Linked DNA regions of Homo sapiens: region 2 is linked to region 1. Evidence: read pairs that join two places in POLR2A ChIA-PET (ENCODE). Cell type or tissue: GM12878. All regions are shown on one strand.

Region 1 (2,500 bases):
TTCTGCAATGGGCCCCAACAGAAAAGATCAAACCAAAATGAAGTTATTGATGCTAAAGTTATTTGTCACCAAACCAAACAACTAAACTGGTTTTCTGATCTTCGGAGAAGTCAGGAGAGAAAGATGACAGCCAAATCCCTAAACTGGCCAGTTTTGGTCTACATAATAAGGAAATTCCCTATGCTTTAGTCTTTATAAGAAAAGTAACCTGAAGGTAACTGATCTGCTTTTTGTATTATGCTATTTCCTTGTTTTTGCTCAAACTATCTTATAAAAACTGATCTGTCATGCCCAATGGAACATGAAATCTTTAGAGGAGACACTGCCCAATTTATGGTTCACTAATAAAAGCCAATTAGATCTTTTTTTTTTTTTTTTTTTTTGAGATGGAGTCTGGCTCTGTCACCCAGGCTGGAATGCAGTGGCGCAATCTCGGCTTGCTGCAAGCTCTGCCTCCGGGGTTCGCGCCATTCTCCTGCCTCAGCCTCCCAAGTAGCTGGGACTACAGGCGCCCGCCACTACGCCCAGCTAATTTTTTATATTTTTAGTAGAGACGGGGTTTCACCGTGTTAGCCAGGATGGTCTCGATCTCCTGACCTCGTGATCCACCCGCCTCGGCCTCCCAAAGTGCTGGGATTACAGGCGTGAGCCACCGTGCCTGGCCTCTTTTTTTTTTTTTTAAGACAGTCTTGCTGTGTCACCCAGGCTGAAGTGCAGTGGCACAATCTTGGCTCACTGCAAGCTTCACCTCCCAGGCTTAAGTGATTCTCCTGACTCGGCCTCCCGAGTAGCTGGGACTACAGGCATATACCACCACCCCTGGCTAATTTTTGTATTTTTAGTAGAGACAGGGTTTCACTATGTTGGCCAGGCTGGTCTCAAACTCCTGTTCTCAAGTGATCTGCCTGCCGTGACCTCCCAAGTGCTAGGATTACAGGCATGAACCACTGCGCCTGGCCACATCTTTAAACTAAATTTGTTGAAATTTTGTTTTTTAATGTCACTAAACTGTAAGAAAGAGAAAACCAGGAGCTGGCCTGTCAGTCACTGCCAGGCCTTGGTGTTCTGTGGAACATACATGTTTTCACAGAATAACAACATTGGACAAGACTGCTGTAAGACCACAATGGAACAAGACAAAAGCAAGTCTATTCCCCAATCATGTCTGAGCACAAACAAAACCAAGAACATGTCTAAACCTCAAAAGGACCAAACATACCCTTAGGCTGGCTGATATGAGTCACAAGCTGTCTTTACCAATTATAGGTATATCTCTACTCTAGATTTCCTGCCTTCTAGCAAAAACATTATTAAGATTCCACGTCATAGTACTCGTACCTTTGCTTCCTGACGACACTCAATCCAGAGCAAAGCTCTGCTTCCCTGAACCCTCTCCAAAATGATCTTACAGAAGCCATATTTGCCATTTTTAATTAATTAATTTATTTATTTATTTATTATTTATGAGACAGAGTTTCACTCTGTGGCGCAGGCTGGAGTACAGTGGCACGATCTCGGCTCACTGCATCCTCTGCCTCCAGGTTCAAGTGATTCGTCTGCCTCAGCCTCCTGAGTAGCTGGGATTACAGGCACCTGCCACCACATCCGGCTAATTTTTGTACTTTTAGTAGAGACAGGGATTCACCATGTTGGCCAGGTTGGTCTCGAACTCCCGACCTCAGGTGATGCCCCCACCTCAGCCTCCCAAAGTTCTGGGATTACAGGTGTGAGCCACCATGCCTGGTCAGTATTTGCCATTTTTAATACCTGTATTTTGCTGGGATATGCCTCACACCAGCTAACCCAGGATGTGCATGTTTCTGGAAGTCCTTGAGAAGAACCTTCGATGTGCTATAATCCTAAGGGTAACTTGCCTGCATTGCTCCCTAGTGGTCTGAGGTTTCAGCTGAGATAGTGAGGGTGGAGAGGGGCGGGTGTGATAGTGATGGAAACACACCCCATGTAGATCAGAGGCAGCAGAAGAGGGCAGGGAGAAAGTTGAGACCTGGCTTTGCTGTATACTACTTTGTAAGGCCCTGACCAAGGCTGGTGATCTCTCTGAACCTTGTAGTTCTTCCTCTAAAATGGAGCTTCCTTCTTCAGGGGACTGGTAAGAATTAAAAGCACAAAGTACATAAAAAGCTTTGTAGAACTGGACTCTTTTTCCTGGATCCTGGTACCAAGGCAGGATCATGACTTTCCCAGGACCCTTAGCAAAATGTCCTATTTAACTTTTTTTTAAAATGTAAACCGATTTTTAGGTAGGGTGTGCTGTCTCATGCCTATAATCCAAGCATTTTGGGAGGCCAAGGCGGGAGGCTCACTTGAGGTCAGGAGTTCAAGACTAGCCTGGGCAATATGGCGAGATCCTGTCTATAAAAAATGAAAAAATCAGCCAAGTGTGGTGATATGTGCCTGTAGTCCCAGCTACTCAAGAGGCTGAGGTGGGAGGATCGCTTGAGTCTGGATGTTTGAGGCTGCAGTGAGCCATGGTTGTGCC
Region 2 (2,500 bases), 610 kb after region 1:
CAGAAACTATACGGAACTTAAACAAATTAACAAGCAAAAAACAACCCCGTTAAAAAGTGGGCAAAAGATATGAACATTTTTCAAAAGAAGACATACACATGGCCAGCAAGCATATGAAAAAATGCTCACCATTACTAATCACTAGAGAAATGTAAATCAAAACCACAATGAGATACCATTTCACACCAATCAGAATGGTTATTATTAAAAAGTCAAAAAATAACAGATGCTGGAGAGGTTGCAGAGAAAAGAGAATACTTATACACTGCTGGTGGGAATGTAAATTAGTTCAGCCATTGTGGAAAGCAGTTTGGCGACTTGTCAAAGAACTTAAAACAGAAGTACTATTCAACCCAGCAATCCTATTATTGGATACATACCCAAAGGCATATATATAAATCATTCTACCATAAAGACACATGCACATATATGTTCATTGCAGCACTATCCACAATAGCAAAGACATGGAATCAACTTAAATGCCCATCAGTGGTAGACTGGATAAAGAAAATGTGATACCTATATGCCATGGAATACTACACAGCCAAAAAAAAGAACAAGATTATGTTCTTTGCAGCAACATGGATGGAGCTGGAGGCCATTAATCTAAGTAGACTTAACACAGGAACAGAAAACCAAATACCATGTGTTCTTACTTATCAGTAAGAGCCAAATATTGAATACACATGAACACAAAGGAGGGGGCAAGAGTTGCTGGGGCCTACCTGAGGGTGGAAGTTGGGAGGAGGGTAAGGATAAAAAAATTACATATCAGGTCCTATGCTTATTACCCGGGGGATGAAACGACCTCTACACCAAACCCCCATGACATGCAATTTACCTATATAACAAATCTACATGTGTACCTCTGAACCTAAAATAAAAGTGTAAAGAAAGAAATTGTATACCTTTAAAGCTTATTCACAATTATGACTCTCAATATATTAGCAATATATTAAACATATTTGTTTTTCAATAATACATATGTAGAAATTAATAATATCTATTTTCACATTCAATATTGTGCATTCCTTGCACTGCTTGCCCCTGATTTTGGAGATTAATGCTGCAGAAAATATAGAGCCAAAAAAGGCATAGGTAAGCAACAGAGCTGCATGATCGCATCTGTATTCTAGAAGTCCACTAGAAGAGTGGAGGAGGACAAATTCCTAGAAAGACACAAACTACCAAAACTGACTCAAGAAGAAATAGATAACCTAAGTAGACCTATAAAAAGTAAAGAGGTTGAATTACTAATGTTTAAACTTCCCATAAAGATTCAATCTTTGTAGGTCACATGCTTCTAGGAAGTCATCCATTTCTTCTAGGTTACATAACTTCCAGGCTACATAACAAAGGAAATAATTATCAGACTGAAGAAACAATCCATGAATTGAGAGAAAATATTTGCAAACTATAAATCTGAAAAGGGGCTGATATCCAAAGTATATAAGGAATTCAAAAACTCAACTGCAGGAAAACAAATAACCCAATTAAAAATGAGCAAAGGTTCTGAACAGGCATTTCACTAAAGATTAGATACAATTGCCCAACAGATACATGACAAAATACTCAACATCTCTAATCATTAGGAAAATGCACATTAAAACCATAATGAGATTTCACCTCACACCTGTTGGAATGGCTATTACCAAACAGATGAGTGACAAGTGTTGGTGAAGATGTGAAGAGATGGGAACCCTTGTGTACTCTTGGTGGGAATGTAAATAAGTACAGCCTTTTGGAAAACACCTTGAAGATTCCTCAAAAAACTGAAAGAACACCTTTGTCCTCTAACAAAGGTGTCATTGTGAGGTCCATCCTCTGTAGTCAAGGCTCTCTGGGTCTGTGAATTTATTTAGGTCTGGGAACTAGGTATGAAGCCGTGGCTTTCTTTTGCAGTGACTCAAGTTAGACTTTTGCCTATCAAACCTACAGTTTGTCCAGTAATACTTTAGCAGATGGTCCAGCTATTTCATCTCCCCAAGGATACCAGGATTGATTAGCTCCTGGTAAAAATCCCTGCATGTCAAACCTTCTGATTGCTATTGGTTCACGTTGCCCATACAGAACTTGCACTCACCTTGTCTGTGAAAGTTAAGTACTGCCACTTACCTTCTACCACCTTGAGATCTTTTCACTCTTATTGAAATCAGGAAAAAATAGTTTTTACAACATAGTGGTGCCAATTATGAGCCATTAATGAGCTGTGTAACAACCTGGGAATCCAGGTGCTATGGTTTGAATGCTGCTGTCCCCCTCAAACTCATATGTTGAAGCCTCATTGCCAATGTGACAATATTAGGAGGTGGGGCTTTTGGGAGTGCTTAGGTCATGAGGGTTTCACCCTCATTAATGGGATTAGTGCCCTTATGAAAGGGGCCACAGAGAGCTGCCTTGCCCCTTCCACCATGTGAGGACACAGAGCGAAGGTGCCATCTGAGAGCCAGAAAGCAGTCCCTCCCCAGATATCACATCTGTTGGTGCCTTGATCTTGGAC

What was found. ChIA-PET counts read pairs that join two places held together with the same protein. Peaks named below come from ENCODE experiments on the same cell type or tissue, not always from the same donor. Only the 100,000 strongest peaks of a DNase experiment are listed, where the experiment ranks them.
Region 2: POLR2A ChIA-PET joins it to region 1 with 6 read pairs; 2 of 35 experiments call an interaction of 5 or more read pairs at or near these places.

What each region holds. Positions count from the first base shown.
Region 1 is chr20:43,491,051-43,493,550 of GRCh38, forward strand. No RefSeq gene overlaps it. Among named protein-coding and RNA genes, the nearest start is that of L3MBTL1, 15 kb to the right of the region's middle. In GM12878, no CTCF peak of the experiment used is centred here; a DNase peak (open chromatin) is centred at 1,181.
Region 2 is chr20:44,101,541-44,104,040 of GRCh38, forward strand. No RefSeq gene overlaps it. Among named protein-coding and RNA genes, the nearest start is that of JPH2, 84 kb to the right of the region's middle. In GM12878, no CTCF peak of the experiment used is centred here; no DNase peak of the experiment used is centred here.